Linked DNA regions of Homo sapiens: region 1 is linked to region 2. Evidence: chromatin loops called from intact Hi-C (ENCODE). Cell type or tissue: breast epithelium. All regions are shown on one strand. Links, peaks and the distances in the headings refer to the core of each region. The heading gives the core; the rest is flanking DNA. Region 1 overlaps ADD1 (adducin 1). Region 2 overlaps NOP14 (NOP14 nucleolar protein).

Evidence for each region. Peaks named below come from ENCODE experiments on the same cell type or tissue, not always from the same donor. Only the 100,000 strongest peaks of a DNase experiment are listed, where the experiment ranks them.
Region 1: it touches region 2 in a loop (16-fold over the local background); 2 of 110 quality-filtered maps call a loop at or near these places.

Annotation. Positions count from the first base shown.
Region 1 is chr4:2,900,858-2,913,174 of GRCh38, reverse strand. ADD1 (adducin 1) reads right to left here. Exons shown (of 16, transcript NM_001354761.2): 10 at 8,067-8,411; 11 at 5,331-5,432; 12 at 4,571-4,660; 13 at 3,744-3,836. Among named protein-coding and RNA genes, the nearest start is that of SLC75A1, 28 kb to the left of the region's middle. In breast epithelium, for the core only: no CTCF peak of the experiment used is centred there; no DNase peak of the experiment used is centred there; H3K27ac peaks cover 443 bases.
Region 2 is chr4:2,950,308-2,962,624 of GRCh38, reverse strand. NOP14 (NOP14 nucleolar protein) reads left to right here. Exons shown (of 18, transcript NM_001291978.2): 2 at 4,885-5,019; 3 at 5,814-5,955; 4 at 8,062-8,201; 5 at 8,980-9,114; 6 at 10,228-10,350; 7 at 11,380-11,511. NOP14-AS1 (NOP14 antisense RNA 1) reads right to left here. Exons shown (of 4, transcript NR_015453.2): 4 at 11,547-12,317. Among named protein-coding and RNA genes, the nearest start is that of NOP14, 6.9 kb to the left of the region's middle. RefSeq lists an enhancer at 592-661. In breast epithelium, for the core only: no CTCF peak of the experiment used is centred there; no DNase peak of the experiment used is centred there.

The DNA.
Region 1 (12,317 bases), core at 2,808-10,807, 50 kb after region 2:
GAATCAAATATCAAGAATCAACTATCAGGCCAGGCATGGTGGCTCACACCTGTAATCCCAGCACTTTGGGAAGCTGAGGCGGGTGGATCACCTGAGGTCAGGAGTTCAAGACCACCCTGGCCAACACAGCGAAAACCTGTCTCTACTAAAAATACAAAAAAAATTAACCAGGCGTGGTAGTGGGCATCTGTAATCCCAGGTACTCGGGAAGCTGAGGCAAAGGAATCACCTGAACGTGGGAGGCGGAGGTTGAGGTGAGCCGAGATTGCGCCACTGCACTCCAACCTGGGCAACAGAGCAAGACTCCGTCTCAAACAAAACAAACAAACAAACAAAGAATAAACTATCAGCCAGGCACCACAGCTCATGCTTATAATCCCAGCACTTTGGGAGGCCAAGGCAGAAGGATTGCTTGAGCCCAGGAGTTCGAGACCAGCCTGGGCAACATAGTGAGACCTTGTCTCTACAAAAAATTTAAAAATTAGCCAAGCATGGTGGCATGCACCTGTAGTCCCAGCTGCTGAGGAGGCTGAGGTGGGAGGATTCTTTTGGCCTGAGAGGTCGAGGCTGCAGTGAGCTGTGATTGCACTACTGCACTCCAGCATGGGCCAGAGTAAGATGCTGTCTCAAAATAAAAATAAAAATACAAATAAAAATCCATTGGCACAGAGACATCAAAACCCTTGTTCCCAATTTTGATGCCCCAAAGGACAAGCGGGGCTCTCTCATACTGAGACAGCTGAAGCCCGAGGCACAGCGCAGCAGGTCCCCAGTGGTGGAGAGCTCCCTCCTCCACAGACCACAGCTAAGGGTTAAGCTGCTGTCAAGACCAGTTATGGGAACAGAGAATCACATTCCTCTGCAAGAAAGGACACAGAGCAATGACTGAGATGCAGAGAAACATACGCCACTCATGGACAACCCAGACAAGAAACCAAGATGTGCCTAGCTTCCCCTCCTGCCACTCCCCTCACCTCCCTGTCACTTGACAAGCCTCTAAAGCAAAACACAGGCCCAGTAACTTTCCATACTTGACTGAGGCAACCTGGGTGGAACAAGAGCTCCACCCGAGGCTGTGCAACCTGCACTAGCGGCTGACCTCTCTGACCATCAGATTTTCATCTACGAGCAGGGCCAACTTGGATCTGGACTGGCATTCCCAGTGCTGGACCATGCACAGGTTAGGTGCTCAACACAGGTCACTGAGAGAGTCCAAGGGGTGAGCTTACTGCCCCTCTGCATTTCTACCACACAGCATGAAGGGTGTTGGAGAACACAGCCCCTGGTGAGGTGCACATGGGAACACAAGAGTCCTTCCCTGGGCTGAATAGCTTGCAGTGTAGACTCACATCTTCATCTCTAATCCTTCATTTCACTTGCAATTGAATCCAGAGGGCAGCCAAAATTATTTCAGGTTATGCCAGGCGCGGTGGCTCACACCCTATAATCCCAGCATTTTGGGAGGCTGAGTCAGGTGGACTGCTTGAGCTCAGGAGTTTGAGACCAGCCTGGGCAACGTGGCGGAACCCAGTCTCTACAAAAAAATACAAAAATTTAGCCAGGTGTGGTGATGTGCACCTGTAGTCCCAGCTACTCAGGAGGCTGAGATGGGAGGAGGGAGGACTGCTTGAGCCCGGGAGGCGGAGGTTGCAGTGGGCCAAGACAGCCCGACCACACTCCAGCCTGGACAACAGAGTGAGACCCTGTCTCAAAAAAAAAAAAAAAATATATATATATATATATGTATTTCAGGTTACATGTTATGCTGCCCAAAACAAAGTCAACACAGCCTTCGGCTGGGCTGCGAACTCCTGTTTGAACTGTGATTACTGTTCCTTCTTCTATCAGAAGGCAACACTTGCACTGTGGGAATGGCCATCACCAGTGAGGGAGAAATGGAAGGCAAAGGAAAGTCCTTTCCAGAAAAGCCCCAGCTCCCTAAGTCCCAAATACCCATTCTTCAGGTTCTCAGATGGGAAGCAGGCATCCACGCACTCGCCTCACTGGGGAGGGGAGTGTGTGGGACACAGTCGTCCTTGCTTGGTCAAGGAAAAACTCAACTTCTCAACATGCAGCTCCATGTTCCAAAAGGAGCAAGACTGTCTGTGCTTTGAGGTTCACATGAAAGGAAGTGGAACAATTGCCCAGTAAAGGACTCCCATGGAGCCAAAGCACATTCTCACCAAAAAGAGGGATATTTTAGCCAGAGTGGGATAAAGATCAAGGGTGCAAAAGTAAACTTCAGATATAAGGAGGTAGAGAAAACACAAAGGTGGAACAAGGATTTCTGTCCAGGTGGTCAAGCTCTCTTCCTCTGGGGTCAGCGTACAGTGGTATTCTCTGCTAATGACACCTGGATGCAGCACTCGCAGTGAGCATGGTGTTCAGAAGGTACGGACCCTACCTCTATCGTTCAGGAAGCCCCCAGGTGACAGTGACACACACCCACATCTGAATATCACTGGGACAGAGCACACAAAGCTGTAACTGGTGGTTGAACACGGCGACCCAGGCTGCTTTCTGGAGAGCCCTAACAAGGTCCTCAGTGCTGCCCTCACGTGGGCTCTACACAGGAGGCCAGCTGGGCTCATGGCCTGCACAGCCCTCACACACCTGAGAGAAAGAATAACTGACAAGACCGCAACAAAGTGCCAAAAGATGAAAAACAAGCAACAGGCAGAGTCATCTTTCTCCCCTGCTCTGAGAAGCTCTTCCAAGAATGGCAGCTGGAAGGATGCTCTAAGCACAGGGAAAAACAGGACCTGTGGAATTAATAAGTAAATATGCAAAATAATGTTATTAGCAGGGATTACAGACAGGAATACAGAATCTTTGCTATAAACCTGCTTCTATGTGGGAACTGGAACACCACTAAAGTGACACATGCATCTCAATGAAGGTGTGACAAGTGAAAGAGACAGTTCTGGAAATTTCCTTTGACAAGAATATAAACATACCTCTCAGCTAAGACTCTTCAACCATGCGGTCAGCCCCTTTCTGCGTGGCACCAACTCCTGCACACTAGCAGCCTAGATTCTTAGGGAGGATTTCCTTCTACGTGGGTGGGTTCAGACAGATCTTCCACCTACTCCACATACTAGATGCCCGCACACAGAGGGAATCACAGTGAGGGGTTTCAGACTCTCCTAAGTCTTTCTCCTCTGTGGCATTTAAAAATGTTATTTAGGGTTTTTTTTTTTTTTTTTGAGGTACAAATAAATACATTTTATCAAGGGCTGACAAAGACTGTCTGAATTCCCATTCCTCTGAAATGACATCTTTCAATGATATGACCTCTAGTGGCTACATTCATGACATTTACAGTCAAAGTTGAACCAGCGAGGGTGGAAGGGCACTCGGGAGTGGCCGCTGCCAACAGCAACAGACTGCCCAGAAGAGGCTGTCTGCAGTCAGAGTCATGGAAAAGGCAAATTCTGAAACCCAAAACACGCACTGACCAAAGTCCCGTGCGGAACTGCAGAAATGCACCACGTTGCTCAGACTGGCCATTTCTCAGTAACAACTTCGAATGCTGGAAATTGTTATCACACCTCATAGCAAATGTTTTAATTAAAGAATCAAGTAGGTAGAACAGAACCTTCTGTACAATCTCACAAACAGGTTAAAGATCCATTTGAAGCTACTTCAGTAACTAAGACAATGCCTGAAGAGAGGAGACGGGGAGGGGGGAGGGGAGGGGAGCAAGGCGCATAGACAGGTAGTGAGGACAGGGCAGTGAGTACCTTTCTAAAAGAGAGAGATTTAGCGGGACTAAAGGTCTGCTCTGTAAGCTCGAGCCCTTCGATAGTTTCCGTACAGTCAGAGAGAGGTGCATCCTGAAACAGTAAACTGAGTCACCAGAGCACACCAGGCCCAGCCTGTGAAATATCAGCTGAGAGCACAGGATGGAGCTGGCTAAGAGCATGCAGCAGGGACAGCTGTCAACAGTAAGTGTGGCAGTGATGATGGCAGGACGTGCAGACACTGAACACGAAACCAGGACCACGGCTGGACAAATCCAACAATCGTCTACCCCTGCAGAGTCAGGTGTTAAAGCATTAGGTGGCATATTAGTTTTCAGAGATAACTACTTACACAATTATCTTCAATGTGCCACAAGGTAGAGTCATTTTGTAGAAATGTGTGTAAATGTGCACCACACTTACAGGCACCCACCCCTCTGCAACCCAAGCAGCACTTTGTTGCAGACAGCAATATGTACCAGAACAAGAGTCCCTAAACCCACCCTCTCCTAGCGCCTTACACAGAACGCTGCTGAACCCGGGCCGAATCTGAGCCCCAAAGCTGGTGGTGTATGTGCCACCCTCACATATGCATGCATTACAAGGGGCATGACCAGAGGGGTGGACACAGCCCTCAGCATGCTCGCTCCTTCTAGAACTCAACGAAAAGTGCCTGAACCGTTTCTCATCATGAAGGTTTTAACAAAGGTAACTGGTTGCCTAGAATACTTACCTCATAAAGTCACTCTCTCAATTTCAGAATAACTTTGGAGCAGGCGGTCACACAGCCACCACCCACTAAAGTCAGAGACACTCTGGGCTCTCACCTGGACGAGGCTCCTGTCCATCACTACACCACACAAAACCTGGGACTGAGGGCCAGCCGTCTTAATGTCCTGTAAATTCTGCTCTCGGATCTGAGGGTGGGAAGGAGAGGCACACATCAACAGTCCTGAGCAGCCATGCTGCCTGGGAGCCCTGCTGCTTGTGCACTTGGGCCCCAGCCACATGGAAGCTACATTTCAGCTCTCCCACTGCCCCACGCAGGCAGGATGGCCCCATGTGTTCTGAGTGACCGCCATGCCTGCTTAGTGGGGCGTGGGTCTGCAGGGATGGAGACTATTCCCAGCTCCCCACATCTTCCAGATGCTTGGGCAGGACACCTATCTCTCACTGTCATTAACTTGGGGGAAACACTCGCTGCATGTCCATCGTCTAGTGATGTGAGCACTGGCAGGGCTCCTGCTCTGATACACCAAATGCCACTCACAAGTCTTTGAACGAACCCTGAAAGGGACAGCAGTCTGCTCTTGCTAAGAACAGGTTTTGCAGCTTCCAATTCTGACCGGTGAGCAAACATCGTGAGCAAACATCAGTTCAAGAATCAATAGGGCCCAAAAAATGTCTGCTGCTCATACTTCACACTGGTGGTAGAACAGCAGCGGTGTGAAGAGATGGCTTCACTGCAACAGTGGCAACAACAGCAGATGCCCTCTGCTAGAAGCAAGCACCCGCTCCCCCCAAAGCAGCTGGCATCCCTTCCAATCCCACACCCAAGCCCCCGCTGAGTGCCGACGCAGGACGCACCTTGTTCCTCATCTCCTGGACCTCTTTTGGGTTAGTGTTCAATGGAACAAACAGGTTAGGGACAGCAGAGGTGGAAGTTCTATGTCCATCCTCTTTAGTCCACTGTAATATCAAGAACAGTTGAAAAGTCAGAATTATGACAACAATAAGTGACATAGCATCCAATCTATTCAGTTTATCTCACATCTGGTCATGCACTGAACATCACAGAGAGGACTGAACCAATGACCACATCTAATCTGGGTCACTCAGCAGAGTCGCCATGGGAGCAGGATGCAGCCACATAAAGACCAGTTAATGCTGGAAGTCAAAGTCATGACTGATGGAAAACCACCATCTGGAAAGCCCAGCTGAATCTGGGTCATAAGGTAGGCTGACGACAGAGCTGAGCCCCATAACCCTGGGACCAGCAGGGGAGGCCCCTCAGAGACCATTGGTTCACTGCTCTGAAAATCATCCAACACCAAAGCCAACTGGAAGCATGAGATGACAGGGTCATGAAAAGCAATGTGATGCTGCTACCCAGGGTTAGGGAGGAGCCTGCACCGTGAGGCAAGAGTGGGCATCACCAAAGTTTTGCATTAAAGTAAATGACAGCATCAGAATGCACTGTCTGCGTAACTTTCAACCCAAGAACATTACTGTATGGACACTTACACGGTAGCTACCTGGAAGAAGAGTTTGGTGATGTCGAATATTTTATATAACTTAATATTTTTGAGTGCTACAAAAATATCCCAAACAAACTTGAAGCGCTTCATGAGTCCTTAATATTTAAAGGCTGTTTTAGTATCAGTGCATCTCGTCAGCATGCTGAGCCTTCCACCCATAATTTTTTTTTGGATCTCCAATCAAATCTGAGATTTTTAATCAAATTCTAAGGCATGAGTAGGCACTGAACATTAAAACAAGCCCATCTTCGAGAGCAAATGTTATGCCTTTCAGAATACTTTCGAGAGGCAATAAGATAGCCATAAACCATACGACTTTAAAAAAAGCAACAAAACCAGCAAATGCTGAGCCACTGCGAGGAGAGTGTGGAATGGGCATGGAGCTCTGGGTACTCACTGATGGTTATCTTCTCAGATAAAAACAACTCCAGCGTTTTATTAAAAATAATTTTTAGTCAAAGCATTTCAAACAGCAACCTCAGAAACTTGAACACATTTGAAAAAGTAACAGCAATCATTATAAATGAAAAGATACCAACCTGGGAGCACTGCATGGACTCTGTCACTCCAGAACAGTAAGAAACAAATATAAATGCGGAGCAAGGCCTCCCCTTGGATGTACACATTGACTACTAGGCCTAAAGTGACTTAGTTGTTTTGCAAGCTAATGGTAAATAAAGCTCGCGCTGCTGCCTAAACGCTTTGGAAAACTTCCTCATGGCAATTCAGCACTGTGCTTCACATCAGCCGCAGAAAGGTGTTTTGGGGTTTTTTTTTTTTGTTTTATAACGCCCACTTCCTTTAACAAGTGAAACAAGTAAAAAATAAACAAATGAAAGAAAAGGGGAGACAGGAAGAAGGGGGGAAAGAAGACAAGGAGGGCAGGAAAGAAGAGGAGAGACGCACTCCCATGCTCAGAGCCCCATGGCCACACAGGGTCCCTGCCCAGGTGACGCGGCCGCTCAGGAGCACGGAGGCTTCTCACCAACTGCGTCAGGAAAACACCAGGACCACCTGGGGAAGATAAAACTTTTTTTCTTTAAATAAATCTATAAAGTAAAACACTGTTACAAGGGGAAAAGAAAGCCCCACTTTATGTATTTGGTTGCCCATGGTTTTAGGAGCATCTAATCTAATTTCAACTGAACTCCTAATGAACTAGTCATGCACAGATGAGTCTGCTTCAGCCCCTGTCTCCTCCATTCCAGGGGCTTCTGGAAATGGGCCTCTTCTACATACAGTTTAAAGCAGAGCTGGGTGGACTGTTAGAGGTAGGTTACAGGAGGAATAAAGACCCATCTTCAGAGGAGGTCTCAGCACCACGACATGGGAGCACCTCTCAGGACAAACGATAACTTGAGCGGCATTAACGCTGAAACGAAGCACCCCTTGCAGCGTCTGTCGCTGGTGCCTGCAGATGGCCTGCGCTGCACTTGGGTCATGCCGCACCCAACAGGAGTCAGAAGGTGACTCGCCACTATGGCCGTCTACTCACATGCAACAGTCCATGCAGAGGGCAGCTGGGGGTGTGCATTCGGAGGCTTTGGGATAGAAAGCAGGGGAATAACACTAAGGGCAGGGGACAAGAGTCAGCAGAGAACACGCCAGGGAGCCACAAGGGAAAACTGCTTAAGAAAACACTGAAGACTTAAGAAACTTTAGTGACTTGAAACCACTGGAGTTCACAACACTAAAATACAGGTTTAGGACTGAAGTGTCTTTTTGTGCATGAAGTATTAAGAGTCCCTGAATATAATTTGAATTAAATAAGAAGAGCTCCTATTTGTAGGTTAATACATGTAAATTATTGTATATTTTTGCTATATACGGAGATATACTGGAACTACTGCGGAGTTACATTACATCTTAAGCAGTTTCAAGCAGATAGTATTATCCGAATTTTAGTAATGCATTCAGTGGACTTAGGTTCAGACTACAAGAAAGTGAATAAGGAAGGTTCGCTTTACACCTGGGTCAGAAAGGCTGGATTCCCAAAGCCTCCGAAGCCCCAGCTACCCAACTTGCTCTACGTCATCTAACTATGAACAGTAAGGTAGGCACAGACCAAGCAGTTGGTAATACAGCTTGGCACGCAGACACCGGACGAGAGAGACTGCAGCAAGGGTTTCACGTGATCGTGTGTAATGTTCGTCCACACCTTAGTCTTCGACTTGGGACTGCTTCCATTCTGCCCTTCCTCGGAAGCTTCGTCGCCCCGGCCAGAGTTCAGCCATCTTGTCTTCTCCCGCTGCTGCTTCTGAAAACTGTGTCTGAGTGGGGAGCAAGTGCCCGAATCACCGTCACTAGCAAAGGAGTAACCTGTGACACTAGCAGGAACCTCCACATCGCTGTATTTTTTAGACTTCTCTCTCAGAGCAGGGTATCGATAAGGGTAGCCAGTTCTGTAGCCCTAGGGTCCAAGGAGAGTGAAAGACAGTCAATATTCCAGATCTCAAAACAGGGTTTCACTTTGGAAAATCATGTGGAAACATCCACAAAAGTTGAACACATGCATACCCTATGACTCAGTAATTCCACTCCTAATTTTACACCCCACAGAAGCAAATGTGTTCACCAAAAACCAGGTACTAAAATGTGGACAGCAACCCTACTCCTCGTAAACCACAATTGGAAACAACCCAAAAGTCCATCCATATAGGAGATGGATAGTCTAGTGTCTTCATAAGAAGGCTTATAGTGACACAATGTGCTCTAAACCAACCACGTGGATGACTCTCCTGAAGGCAACGCTGAGTGAAAGAGACCAACCTGCAAAGAACATACACCATGTAATACCATTCATTAAAAGTGCAGAAGATGCAAAACAACCTTTGTTTTGGTTGTCCTGGGAGACAGGACAGTTGTCACCCCTGGGATGGGACAAGTGAACTGAAGGAGGTGCTGGGGGTGTTCTGAGGTGCTGCTACCGTTGCTCTTATTGACTGCTGGTTATACAGGGGGTTCAGTTTTTAAAAATGAACAAACTGAACACTTGCGGTAGGTGCACTCTCCTGCTTACATATTTCAACAAAAAATTAAAGTTGAACACCCAAACAGGGTTTACTTGCTGCCAGCCACTGTGCAGGTTATATTCATCAACATACTTAATAGACTTTTACCTCTTAAGTTACAGTTTAAATACTGTGATAATCTTTAGGTAAGTAAGGTAAGTAAGTATACCTCATGACAACTGGTTCTCAGCAAAATTACTTTACGTCTGAATACAACAACATTCAAATTCACCTCCAGCTCTGCCTCATGACCATGTGCTCTGTGGTAAAAGACAGCCCCACTTACTTCATGCCTCTACTGGACCAACTCATCTGCAGAGTCCTCCCACAGACAGCATCTCTAAGGGCATGGACGGTGTCCTCTGCATCTCTCCTGGCCACACTTGGTAAGTGTGACAGACAGACTTCACAGTGGCCCCAGGCCCCCAGCTCCTGTAATCCCCTCCCACCTTGAGCACAGGTGAGATCTCTGACTTGCTTCTAAGTAGCGGAATTCACAAAAGGTGATGATGGGCTGTATCACAGAAGAGTTTAGCACCTATCTTATAAGAGTCTCTGTCTCTACTGCTGGCTCTGAAGAAGTAAAGCTGCCAAGAATGCTTCAGCCCTAAGAAAAGGAATTCTGTCCCCAGTCTAGAAGAGCCTGGATGTGGATCCTCTGAGTCAAGTCTCCTGATGAGAACCCAGCCCTAGCCAACACCCTGAATGCAGCCTTTATGAGACCCTAGGTTGAGTTCGCTGTGCCTGGACTCCTGCCCCACAGAAGCTAGGAAATAAATGGCTGCTGTTCGAAGCCACCAGGCCTGTAGTGATTTGTTGCCCAGCACAGAGAGGTAATACGGGGGATGCTGAAGAGCTGTCTGCTCAACAACCTAACAGATTCGCACCTGAACCAAGTCACTCACAGCACCTTCACAATACATCACAAGAGAATCAGGACTTGGAGGGACTGCACAGGGTCAGACATACAAGACACTTCAGTGGCCTGTGCCCTGCTGGCTGTGGTACTCTAGAAACAGTCCTCTCAATTCAGAATTCTCTCTCCCCTCTGGGTACTGCTCTTTTTTGGGGGCCATCTTCATTACTAATCACTCTTTCAATATTTTTTTTATTTTTTTAATTTAATTTTTTTTTTTTGAGACAGAGTCTCACTCCATTGCCCAGGCTGGAGTGCAGTGGCGCCATCTTGGCTCACTGCAACCTCCGCCTCCCAGGTTCACACTATTCTCCTGCCTCAGCCTCCTGAATAGCTGGGACCACAGGCACGTGCCACCACACCCGGCTAATTTTTTGCATTTTTAGTAGAGACGGAGTTTCACTGTATTAGCCAGGACGGTCTCAATCTCCTGACCTCATGACCCACCTGCCTCAGCCTCCCAAAGTGCTGGGATTATAGATATGAGCCACCACGCCCGGCCTCCTTTTATTTTTTTGAGATGGAGTCTTGCTCTGTCACCCAGGCTGAAGTGCTGTGGCTCGACCTTGGCTCACTGCAACCTCTGCCTCCCGGGTTCAAGTGCTTCTTCTACCTCAGCCTCCCGAGTAGCTGGGATTACAGGCACCCTCCACCACACCTGGCTAATTTTTGTAGAGAAGGGGTTTCACCATGTTGGCCAGGCTGGTCTTGAACTCCTGACTTCAGGTGATCCACCTGCCTTGGCCTCCCAAAGTGCTGGGATGACAGGCATCAGCCATCGTGACCGGCCTACATTTTTTTAAAAAGGTAATAACAATCATGAATGGAGTTGTTTTGGGTTTTATTTTCATAATTGTCCTCAGAAAGATAAGGTAAATGTGTGTACTGGCAGTTTTCCCATTTCTGAGCATGCTTTGTTGAGGAATAATAAAAGAGAATGACTCTGCCATAAAGACTATCTGCAGAAAAACACAGTTCTTATTAATTCAAGTTTCCTTTTGCTTAAAGAGCCAGAACTCAGTAATCTCCACAACTTCAGAATAAACCACCCAGGACTCATCAACATCATTTTATCCTGAAACCATATGGATTTTTCTTTATTCTTCCCCTTTAAATGCTGTTAAACCAAAACCAGAAGTAATACTCAGACCTCAGAACTACTATCTGGCTTGTAGTTAAAAACATGGATTTGGGTCAGGCGTGGTAGTTTACACCCATAATCCTAGCACTTTGGGAGGCTGAGGTGGGAGGACTGCTTCAGCCCAGGAGTTCAACACCAGCCTAGGCAACATGATGACATCCTGTCTCTCCAAAAAAAAAAAGAAAGAGAAAATATATATGGATTTGTTCCTTCTTTGAGAAACTGAAATTATATCTTGATTTTTTTTGGGGGGGGGACAATTTAGCATTTTTTTTCTAACTGTAGAAGTTCAAATGAAATATTATCTCTCTTTTTGAAATTTTTTTATTTTTTGTGGAGAGGAATCTCGCTATGTTGCCCAGGCTGGTCTTAAGCTCCTGGTCTCCCACCTCAGCCTCCTGAAGTGCTGGGATCACAGGAGTGAGCCACTGTGCTCGGCTGCAACATATATTATAGTGTGGAAATTGGCAACTATTCTCTACTCAGTTATTAGCAAACAACATATATGCCAACCCCGATGCTAAATTAAAACATGGACTATGATTAGTGATTGCTGTCTAGTTTATTTCTTATAAACTATATGGCCTTCTAATATTAAAACAATCTGTACACATTAAGGACACTGAGTAAACATTCATCATGCTTTTTGTAATGAATGTTTTACTTATTAATCATTCATCCTTATCTTCCTTCCCTACCAAATCAGAGTTTCTACCTGATTTTGACTTCCCCCTCTCCGCCTTCTAGGATGTGCTTTCAGCACAGTCTTTGGTGGCTGCTGTGCATTCTGACCCCCCTCTCTCCTCCCTCACACTGACTGTAAGTAGAAGAGCAGCAAAATGTCGCCGTATTTACCAGGAGGCAGGGGCTGTGTGACTGGGCCAACCTCAGCCCTCCTTACCTTGCACAGCCATGCTGGATGACCTGGCTCCTGACGCACACCTGGGCCATGGCTGCCCCACTCTCAAGCTTTCTCCATCTATGAGTCCCTGCAGCTTCACTACCCTGGCTGGCCACCCAACTCTAACTGCTTCTTCAGCCTTCTTCATGAGCTTTTGCTCCTCTTCCTACCTCCTTGACCAATCGGCACCCACCTCTGCCTGCAAGCTCTCATCATGCCTATGACTGCACAGATCACAGGGGCAGGGCTCATTTGGGAATCGTTTGTCCATCTCTCTTATTAGGTCATAAACTCCTGAGGGCAAGAACTGTGTCCTGTTCATGACTCAACAGTAGACAGTCAATTAA
Region 2 (12,317 bases), core at 2,262-10,261:
AAAAAATTAAGGCACAGAAAGGACAAGTGCATTTCCTAAGGTCACGCACCTGGTAAGGGCTGGGCATGCATTCACATTTCAATATCTACAAAGCCTTCTTGCTACCCCGAGCGCTTCTGTTTGACCTCGCTTCTAGGTTCGGGGAGATAAAGGTAAATAAGACTTGCCCTTGCCTTCATGAGCTCCTGATCTCTGTTCATCACAGTGTGCAAGCTGGATGGTCTTTGAATCAAAACACATATTATCCTTACTGCGCGAAGACGACAGCCTGTATAATGAATAGGCAAGATAGACTTACAGCTGACTTCGATAGGAGTCCCTCATTACACACCCCCGGGCCGGGGTGGGAGAATAAGGTAGTGTGGTTCCCTAGAAGAGACACATTTGTCTTCACCACTGAAGCCTCAGTTTTCTCATTTCAAAAGTAGAGATGATAGTATACATCCTACCCCTCGTGGTGGTTTGTGAGAATTAAGTAAGATAGCACATAGAGCACACAGCAAGTGTTCTCTAAATACTGTTATTCTTAACCTTCTTGGCTTGTCGTTCGAGTCCCGCACAGTCTGGCTGTTGTCCTTGCTTCGCCTCTTGCAACTCAGTTTGTCCAAAAGGTCTGCCTTACCTCCGAAAGTCTCTAAAGGGCCAGCTCAGGTTCACCACCCAAGCTATGTAACCCAAATAGGACAGGTTGCTCAAACTTCTGGTATTGAGCAGATCCACCTCCCTGCCCTGTGCTGAAGGCCTGGGACGGGGACGGGAATTGCTGCTCCTTTTTGGATCTCCAATGCTTGGCCCTTGGAAGAAACACAAATATTTGAAGAAATCAAAGATGGAACCTGAGTGCCTTAGGAGATCCCGGTCAGGAAAAAGTGTAATAGTTAGGAAAGTCCAAAAATTCTTCTAGAGGGAGTTACAGTCAAGTTTTGCAAGGGGAGTGAGCTGTTCATGGGCCCAGGGTGGGCAGAGGACACACATGCAAAGGCACATTGTCCCGGTATGGTGAAGTGTGGCACTCACAGCTGTCTGAGGGACAGCAGGTCGTCCAGTTGACTCCAAGCTTGATAACGCGTGTAGGGGCCGTGAGGCCGGCGCAGGAGGCCTGGGTCTTTTCATGTGGGTTAGTCCCTTAGAAGTAAACAGGCTGCCTCAGTTGGCTTCTCCCCTCTGGTCAGTTGTAGCACTCTGAGGCACTCAGTCTGGCAGGAAGAGGGCAGCCCCCAGGTGCCAGTCTCAGGACATTGCTTTATAGCTGTGCCTCAGTTTCCTTATTTCTGAAATAATTTATAAAATAAGTTATATTAATGTAGTTCTTAAATCAGTAACTATATTAATATAGTTACTATATATTAATATACTAACTATATTATTAATATAGTTACTATATATTAATATACTAACAATATTAATATATTAATATATTATTATAATATTAGCATATTAATATATTATTGTAATAGCATATTAATATATTATTATATTAGTATATTAATATATTATTATAATATTAATATATTATTAAAATATTAATATATTATTATAATATTAATATAGTATTAATATAATATTGATGTAGTATTAATATAATATTGATATAATATTAATATAATAATATTGATATAATATTAAAATAATATCGATATAATATTAATATAATATTGATATAATATTAATATAATAATATTGATATAATATTAAAATAATATCGATATAATATTAATATAATATTGATATAATAATATAATAATAATGTAATTATAATATTAATATATTGATAATGTGATTATAATATTAATATATTGATAATGTGATTATAATATTAATATATTAATATTAATGTGATTATAATATTAATATATTAATATTAATGTGATTATAATATTAATATATTAATATTAATGTGATTATAATATTAATATATTAATATTAATGTGATTATAATATTAATATAATATTAATATAATAATATATAGTAACTATATTAATAATATAGTTACTGGTCCCTTACAGTTGGTCAGGCCTTGTGCCACACGGTTTACATTTAATCCTCACCGTTATGAGGGGGAAGTACTGTTATCCCCATTTTATGCCGTAAATTCCATATGATGTCACAACATCTATATAGTTTAAGAAAGAAAGAGAATCACAATAATGTAGAATAACTCATATTACGTATTTATAGCCTAAGGGCTGTTCTTCACTAAGATTTACCCATAGAATCATATTCCAGATAATGAGAACTAATATTTTTAGAGGCAGAGATGGCTGATGCCTGCCCCATCTACCCCCTTCCTGCTAGAAGCCAGTGACACTCCCTCCCTCTGCAGGGACAGACCTCAGAAGTCTTCTCGGTGTATGCTGGGTTTGGTGGCTCACACCTGTGATCCTAGCACTTTGGGAGGCCGAGGCAGGCAGATTGCCTGAGCTCAGGAGTTCGAAACCAGCCTGGGCAACACGGTGAAACCCCATCTCTACTAAAAATACAAAAAAATTAGCTGGGCGTGGCAGCGTGCGCCTGTAATCCCAGCTACTGGGGAGGCTGAGGCAGGAGAATTGCTTGAACCCGGCAGGTGGAGGTTGTAGTGAGCTGAGATTGTGCCACTGCACTCCAGCCTGGGCGACAGAGCGAGATTCCATCTTTAAAAAAAAAAAAAAAGGTCTCAGTGTAGCATGCAAGCAGCCTCTGTCCGTACAGAGTTCATCGAGCAGTACAGGCTAGCACATGTAATGTGCTCCCATCTGATTGCCAGCTAGACCTTGTGATTTAAATAGTGAGATGTTGTTTTAAAATTTTGCTCTGCGGATAAAGAATGGTGAAGGTTCAGAGAGCTTAACCTGATTCAGTACTGTGTGTGGTTCACTATCAGCATCCAGCAGGATCTCGCTCTGGAATGGCTCGTAACAGAAGCGGAGAGAACAGAGCAATGGCGATGGAGCCCTCTGGTCTATCTGGGGACACTCGCTGTCTTTAGACTCTGGTTCAGGAAATTGTACCCAAGGTGGTTTGTTTGTGTTTTTTGTTTTTTTTTGTTTTTGAGACAGAGTCTTTGTCTGTCGCCCAGGCTGGAGTGCAGTGGCACAATCTCAGCTCACTGCAAGCTCCACTTCCCGGGTTCACGCCATTCTCCTGCCTCAGCCTCCTGAGTAGCTGGGACTACAGGCGCCCGCCACCACACCCGGCTAATTTTTTTGTATTTTTAGTAGAGACGGGGTTTCACCATGTTACCCAGGATGGTCTTGATCTTCTAACCTCGTGATCCGCCCGCCTTGGCCTCCCAGAGTGCTGGAATTACAGGCGTGAGCCACCGCGCCCGGCCCCAAAGGTGTTTTTAACAAACATTGTTTAGCACTGCCACGGTAGGAAGTTACTAGAAGTTACTAGGGATTAATAACTCAGCGTGTGTCAGTTGAAACAAATTGGTTCTTGAAATATTCTTGAAGAAAATGACGAAAATTGCCTTGGCAGTATTTATTGAACTAATGGATGGTTTCCTACTCTTCAGGTAGCAGAGGGGTTTTTCATGCATTTTAAGTGTAATAATAGCACTTTCACATTTCAAAGTGAGATAAGAGAAATGGTTTTTTCACATCCTTTTCTCCTGTCCACATGATTAATATTTCGGTTGACCTCTCCAGATGGAATGTGCTCTAAATGGAAAGGAGGGCCAGGTCGTGCTTCTGTCCCTGCTGGAGCATCTTCTGCTCTTGCCCAGCTGCTTCTTAACCCCTTCCACTCTCTTTTCCTCCTCTTCCAGCTCCTGGTTTTGACCTTAAATCTGGGTTTCTTAGCCTTTAAGTTCATCTCCGACCCTGGGGAAGTGACCTATGTCTGGAGCAAAATCTGACCTGTCCCCTCCTGAAACAGAACTTGGAACCAGAGTGGCAGTGACCAAGTCACCACACGCTCCCTCCTGCCACACGCACGCATTCTTTCAAAGTGACTTCACAAATTAGAGGAATCCCTGAGGAAGGCAAGGAACACTTAAGTCGGGTTAGATGAGAGGTTTCAAATGTCTGCCGAGGCACCGATTTGTGGTGGGTTTGTAAAACCACTGAATTGGATCATTCCAAGGGCCTTCCATGGCATCAAGATTTTGCCTTGATGCCATTTCCTTTCGGAATTGCTGTGTAAACACCAGTGTAATGGCAGTTCCTTAGCAAATAGAAGAAGTTCCGCAGCAAGAAAGAGTTTGCAATGTGGCCATCTCAGGTTGCAGAGGCCACTCGTTCCTCACCCATCTCTGTCCTCTCACAGCTTTCTTTAGGGAATTCAACCTCCAGGACAGCCAACTTTGAATACTGTTAAACTTGGTCTTTTTTTGTTGCTGCTGGGAAAATAACCAAATTATTTGATACTTGCTAACCGTATTTAAAATATTGCTCCTCTTGGTGTTATAAAGGTGAAGCCCCTAAACTGTGACCTCGCTAACTTGTTTATTGCCTTGTGTCTAGTATGAACTCACAACTACACATTTCTTAGGAGTACCTTTGATGGGAAATAGTACCCTCCTCCATGACGGAAGGAGTCTAAACCCATTTCCACTTTTCCAAATGTGCACGTTTTAAACCTTAAGGCAGCTGTTACAGCCGAGGGAGCCATTCATGCCTTGAGCTTGACTAGTGTGTTCTTTTTTACCCTTCCTTTTGGCACCGGTAGACTCTAAAGAAGAAAAGAAAGTGATTGCCCCATTATCCTTGAAAGTTGTTTTGCTCTTCTCAAAATTCTGTGATTAGTAGAGAAAGCCTATCGTGCATGAAAGCAGATTGGGTGTGAACTTTGACATCACTGTGCATAGCCCTGAACTTTAAAGTATGCACTGTTCTGATGTCCCCTGTAGTGGAAATCACAAGAATTTTTTGTGAGATTGTTTCTGACCTGTTTTCCAGCGTACACAGACTTTACTAAAAGAGTACAAAGAAAGGGATAAATCCAATGTATTCAGAGATAAACGCTTCGGAGAATACAACAGCAACATGAGCCCCGAGGAGAAGATGATGAAGAGGTTTGCTCTGGAACAGCAGGTATGGAAAGAAACTGGAGGAGGGTTTTTGCTGTACATTTCACAGGGAAGTCAAGGCCAAGGAGAAGGCTGACTCTGCATGTTTTGCATGTTCCTGGGCACTCGGAAGGTCCAGGGGATAGCCCTCGAATCCTGTGCCTTATCTGGCTAGGCCAAAGGAGAAGCAACCTCTTCTGCAAATGTTAGCTGAATGGATAAATGCCTTAACTCTACTACACGGCAGCAGTGTGCACAGGAGTTCTCAGCTGAGCAGCATTGCTGGAGTGGAAACTGGCCCCTGGGCTTATTTAAGAATTCCCCTCCATGAGGCCGGGCGCGGTGGCTCATGCCTGTAATCCCAGCACTTTGGGAGGCTGAGGTGGGTGGATCATGAGGTCAGGAGATCGAGACCATCCTGGCCAACGTGATGAAACCCCGTCTCTACTAAAAATACAAAAATTAGCCAGGCGTGGTGGCGCATGCCTATAATCCCAGCTACTCAGGAGGCTGAGGCAGGAGAATCACTTGAACCAGGGAGTCAGAGGTTGCAGTGAGCCCAGATCACTCTACCGCACTCCAGCCTGGGCAACAGAGCGAGACTCTGTCTGAAGGAAAAAAAAGAATTACCCTCCATGAGTTTCATTTCTGTCTGAATCATGAATCATTGCTTAGTTGACCCAAAATACTCTTTAAGGCTGCTTAGGATTCGTTGTCATATTTCAAATATAATGGAAATATATATATCTACCTTATCTTTTTTTTTTTGCTGTGAAATGGAAGTGGTAATTTTAGGAAACTTTTTTTCTCTTCTGTCAGCGACATCATGAGAAAAAAAGCATCTACAATCTAAATGAAGATGAAGAATTGACTCATTATGGCCAGTCTTTGGCAGACATCGAGAAGCATAATGACATTGTGGACAGTGACAGCGATGCTGAGGATCGAGGAACGTTGTCTGGTGAGGCTGGGGTGCTGTGCACGGGCCTGTGGGCGTGGAGTCAGGGAGAGTCTGTTCATTGTTAGACCTTCTGCTCTTCTTAGAGACTAGAGAAAGTTATTGCATGAAAGTTTTACTGATCATTAACCTCTCTACAAATTTCACAAGTGACAGTTTTTATGTATTTTTGTTTTTTTTTTAAGTTTTCAGAACTTTAAGATGGTGTGTAGATAGATGCTTTTATGGGCCAAGAAAGCATGTTGATATCCATTATTTTATTTGAACCTCAAAATAGCTCGTTCTACCCATGAGCTCAGAGAAATAAGGTGTTTTGCCCGATGCCAGAGTCAGAGCTGTGGGGAGAACCCACCTCACTGACTCCAGGTGCCTCACTGAATGCACTACTTTGCTCCCCCTACTTTATCAATTCCAGCCTAATATTTGTACCAGTGGCATTGATGTAGTTCCTTTAGCTTTTACCTACTGTGGAATTATAGCAGTTTGAGGAAAATCATATTGAGCCTCATATCTGTAGATAACAACATGAAACAGATAAATTTTGGCCTTAAATAATGTTAACAGAGTTTAAGATTCAGTTCGGGTCTGACTGTCTTGAACCCTATTTATAAGGTTGCAGTCATGACATCAATTACTTGACATTTCTTGTAAGTTAAAGTAGGTCCCATTTCCAGCATCTTCAGAACAAAGGTGTACAAATCTAAAACTGACTCTCAAAGCTTTGTCTTGTCAGTGTGTGAAAGTTAAGGCGTTAAAGCCTGGGGCTGCCTTCTGATATTTGGCTAATCCAGGGGGTAAAAGGCTTAGGAATTAGGGCAGCAAGCATGTGGTGCAGAACCCGCCATCTGCGGCACACCAGGAGGCCCCGCCACTGCTCGGCTTCACGGGCGTGAAGAGAATGGCCAGTTATTTTAACCCCTCTGTGCCTTTGTCTTTGCTCTTTTCATTGTTCAAGACTTCTCGTGGACCCTTAGCTATAAAACGCATTCCCTGGGGAGATCCTAATTCCCCGAGACTGGAGGTAACTGCCTTGGTGTGAGTTGGGCGAGTGGCCTTCCCCTCATTGCCAGGAGGCGCTGTGGCGCAGGTGACTAGAGGGGGCGCCGTGGCGTGCAGGTGACTAGAGGGGGCGCCGTGGCGTGCAGGTGACTAGAGGGGGCGCTGTGGTGCAGGTGACTAGAGGGGGCGCCGTGGCGTGCAGGTGACTAGAGGGGGCGCTGTGGTGCAGGTGACTAGAGGGCGCCGTGGTGCAGGTGACTAGAGGGGGCGCCGTGGCGTGCAGGTGACTAGAGGGGGCGCCGTGGTCCAGGTGACTAGAGGGGGCGCCGTGGCGTGCAGGTGACTAGAGGGGGCGCCGTGGCGTGCAGGTGACTAGAGGGGGCGCTGTGGTGCAGGTGACTAGAGGGCGCCGTGGTGCAGGTGACTAGAGGGGGCGCTGTGGCGTGCAGGTGACTAGAGGGGGCGCCGTGGTCCAGGTGACTAGAGGGGGCGCCGTGGCGTGCAGGTGACTAGAGGGGGCGCCGTGGGGTGCAGGTGACTAGAGGGGGCGCTGTGGCGCAGGTGACTAGAGGGGGCGCCGTGGCGCAGGTGACTAGAGGGAGCGCCGTGGCGTGCAGGTGACTAGAGGGGGCGCCGTGGCGTGGAGGTGACTAGAGGGGGCGCCGTGGCGTGCAGGTGACTAGAGGGGGCGCCGTGGTACAGGTGACTAGAGTCTCCAGGCCCTGCCCAGGGAGGTGGGAGGGACACAGATTGCACCACTGATCCTGGGCGACGCTCCCACCAAGACCCTGGAGTCAGCTTGCTCTGGGTTTGCCAGTCTTCGCTAGAACCAGCACAATCAAAAATAGGTGCTGGGTGTTTCCAGCCACTTGGGTTACGGCCAGTTGGGAGTGTAATGGGTCTGGGTTTTCTCAGAGTGGCTTACCTTGGGTATTTCTCAAGTGCCATTGTGCCTGTGGTCTCAGGCCAGGCTGTTGCGTGTGAGCATTTTTTTCTCAAATGTGGACTTTTCCAGACCACTATGGGGGAAGCACTGGCAGAGTGCTACAGGAAACACTTCCCACGCCAGGGCTGGGCTTCACTGTGGGGTTTTCTGCCTTTTGCCCCCAGCTGAGCTGACTGCTGCCCACTTTGGAGGAGGCGGTGGGCTCCTTCACAAGAAGACTCAACAGGAAGGCGAGGAGCGGGAGAAACCGAAGTCCCGGAAAGAGCTGATTGAAGAGCTCATTGCCAAGTCAAAACAAGAGAAGGTGGGTTAGTGAGTGTTCTTGATCATCTTCTCCACGGTAAGACAGGCTCACCAAAATGTGTTTGAGCTTTTTTTTCCTGTACCTTTTTAGGCTGTGTTTAATATTTTATATGAGTTCAGTAAAAGCATTTATTGTGAGTAGGAATTTTAAAAATCACATAAAGCATATACCTCGGACAGGTTTTGGTTCTTTTGCCTTTTTTTGGTTTATGTTTTGTTTTATTTTGAGACGTAGTCTCTGTTTCCCGGGCTGGAGTACAGTGGCACGATCAAAGCTCACTGTGGCCTCAAACTCCTGGGCTCAAGGATCCAGTGATCCTCCCACCTCAGCTCCCCAAGTAGCTAGTGGGCGCCACCATGCTCAGCTAATTACTTTTTGTAGAGATGGGGATCGTGCTGTGTCGACCAGGCTCAAGCAGTTCTCCCACCTTGGCCTAGTTCTAAAGCACAGGGTGGGCCACTGCACCTGGCGCGGATGGGTTTTTTGTTGTTGCTGGTTTTAGTATCTGACATGTGCCCAAAAAATCACTTTTTTATTCATTTGCAGTGAACTGCTCAGAGCATCTAAATTAATGGTTTATGGCAGGAAAAGATTTCCGTCTGATGAGATTTGGTAGCTTTGCATTTAAAATACTCATTTCTCCTGGCCTCTTTTCTGTGTTGAAACGTTTGGTGCCAACTGAGTGATCACTGTGTGTGTCCTTGGCACTGACATTGGGCCTCTGGGTTGAAGTCCAGTAGTAACGGTATGTGGTGTGTGTCTGTTATTTTTTCCCCAGAGGGAGAGACAAGCTCAACGAGAAGATGCCCTCGAGCTCACGGAGAAGCTAGACCAAGACTGGAAAGAAATTCAGACTCTCCTGTCCCACAAAACTCCCAAGTCAGAGAACAGAGACAAAAAGGAAAAACCCAAGGTGGGAGCCAAGTACTGAAACAAACTCTTCACTCACTGAGCTTGGGTGACCGACTTTCTCCAGAGAAAGGGCTGGGGCTGGACGGCTCTTCTACCTGTCTCCTTTAGGGCAAGTTTCTGTTGAACATTGATACTGAATTACCTGCTGTGTGTAATCTTGGGGTGGAAGTAGATTCAGTTACTTGAGTCTCTATTGCAGGTGAATTAAACTGAAAAAAGTGGTGTTTCTGGATGGAAGAAGTACTTCAGGGTGGACACGTTAGAATAGGTGTCTGAACTTCCCTGTGACATGTTTGTCTGTTGATACATAATACATACATTTAATATACATTTACTTATTTTTGCCTCTGTAAACAGTTGTTTCCTACTGCATTCTCTTTAGTCGAAACTATTGGAAAATGCTGCATTTGTTTAAGAAACTGCGTTCTCAGAGAAGTCTAGATCCCAGCAGATTAGTGTCATGTGGTCATCTGTGCATCTTTGTCAGTCAGCCTTGATGTTACCGTTACTTTACTTAGTTTCCCACGTTTAGGGCGTAATGCCTGGATAAGTAGCGTTTTTGTTGTTGTTTGAGACGGAGTCTCGCTCTGTCACCCAGGCTGGAGTGTAGTGCAACCTCCACCTCACTGCAACCTCCACCTCCTGGGTTCAAGTGATTCTCTTGCCTCAGCCTCCCGGGTAGCTGGGATTACAGGCGCGTGCCACCATGCTTGACTAATTTTTGTATTTTTAGTAAAGACAGGGTTTCACCATGTTGGGCCAGGCTGATCTCAAACTCCTGACCTCACGTGATCTGCCCACCTTGGCCTCCCAAAGTGCTGGGATTACAGGCGTGAGCCACTGCACCTGGCCTGTTTTCGTTAAAGCAGATGTATTCTGAGAATTTTTCTAGGGGTAAACAAATTCTTTGTGACCGAATGTCCACTGATTTCGCAATCCTCAGGGCTTATCAGAACAGTTTTCTCTCTAGAAGAAAAGACGTAGATGTGGCTTAGCTACTTCAATAACATTATCTAGCCATTACTAGAATGTGCCAGGAAGCTAGATCTTTTCTTTTTGTAAAATAAGAAATAAATATATTTTTAAAATGAAGAATTTCTTCTTTCTACCTTAGCCCGATGCATATGACATGATGGTTCGCGAGCTTGGCTTTGAAATGAAGGCGCAGCCCTCTAACAGGATGAAGACGGAGGCAGAATTGGCAAAGGAAGAGCAGGAGCACCTCAGGAAGCTGGAGGTAGGGTGGCAGCACCTCAGGAGCAGGGCTGTGCTGCTGTCCGTCCACAGCCCCTTCTGCTCCATTTTGCAGGATGGGCTGAAGAGAATACTCTGTTTGATCAGTGGAATATTTTAGTCTATTTAAAGTTTATATTTATTCATGAATACCTTTTTTTTTTTTTTTCTTTGAGACAGAGTTTCGCTCTGTCACCCAGCTAGAGTACAGTGGCACAATCTTGGCTCACTGCAAACTCCACCTCCTGGGTTCAAGTGATTCTCCTGCCTCAGCCTCCTGAGTAGCTAGGATTACAGGCGCCTGCCACCACGCCCGGCTAATTTTTGTATTTTTAGTAGAGATAGGATTTCGCCATGTTGGCCAGGCGGTCTTGAACTCCTGACCTCAGGTGATCCAGTCACCTCGGCCTCCCAAAGTGCTGGGATTACAGGTGTGAGCCACCGCGCCTGGCCCCAGCTAATTTTCAAAAATTGTTTGTATAGATGAGCATCTCCCTATGTTGCCTAGGCTGTTCTCAAACTCCTGGTCTCAGCTGATCCTCCCACCACGGCCTCCCACAGTGCTGGGGTTACAGGTGTGGGCTGCCATCACAGCTGGCTCAGCTGGCTGTTTTGACATAACCACATCACTAGCTTCTTCCCGTGTCCAGTGTGTGGTCAAATAGTGGAGGCCGTGGAGCTGCTTGCTCTTGGCGTCCTGGCTCCTATTCTCTCGGTGCAGGGGGTGATGAGTCCCAGTCGGGGCTGGCCAGCAGAATTGGGCTGTGAAGGCCTCAGAATAATAGGCTTGCCTGGTGACTGGAGAGTATTGGCCACAAAGTTTGAACAGTTGATTTTGTTAAATGAGGAATGTGCTGCTTAGCTAGTGTTTGCATGCCTGATTGAAAACTGCAGGCAGAAAGCAGGCTGGATGCACCAGCCTCAGAGCTGGGAGGACCGTAGGCCCAGCCCGCTGCCCAGGGCAGGACTGCACGGCCCCCTCACCATATGTTGGAAGAGTGTGCTCTAAGACATCTCATTCCTTCCTGCTCAGGCTGAGAGACTTCGAAGAATGCTTGGAAAGGATGAGGATGAAAATGTTAAGAAACCAAAACATATGTCAGCAGATGATCTGAATGATGGCTTCGTGCTAGATAAAGATGACAGGCGTTTGCTTTCCTACAAAGTAAGATGTTTGCCTTCATTTTCTCTTTCTCTCTCTTTTTTTAATTTAAAAACATTTTTTTGGTATTCATTTTAGGGATTTATTACAGTTGGGAATTTTAAATCTTTTTAACCAGTTTCTCTAAAGTTCTTTATCTGGGTGTTTATGGTATATCAGATATTAAAACTTTAGAGAGAAGACTTTAACAATAGTATGTGCACTCACTTGCTCACGCTCTCTTTCTCACTCTCTCTCTCTGTCTCAAAGGAACACAGATAAAACTGATTACTCGGTTAACATCAACTACTTTTGTTAATAACTGTATGATTCTATCTGCATGACCTCATCATACTATTGAGGGAGCTAACTCAAGGCTAGAGTTGTGAATTTTCTTTGAGTGATGTCATTGAGTTTCCATGACTGGTGTAGTTTTTAATTCACGAACTTTATAAATCGGTACCCTTTTCTCGTTTTAAGAGTGTATCAGTCAGGGTCCAGGGAAGAAAAATAGGCAGGACAGGTTTCAAGCAGAAGAGATCCACACAGGAAAATGGATACTGATAAAAACACTAGGTTACCTGGAGGAGCAGAAGGTGCTGTAGACACTCCTCCTGCTAAAGCCCGCAGCCACTGTACACCTTCCAAATCCCAGTCCCATGCTGCTCCCTGGCAAAAGCTGAACCGCGCCCAGCATCCTGCCGCAGGGTTCTCTAGCAGCCTGTAGCTCCTGCGGCTCGAATAGCCTAGAAGCGGGTGGTGGGCAGGAGGCCTAGTGCCAGTGGGCAAATGGAGCACACAGGTTTGTGTTCCTTGCAACCACGTAGAAA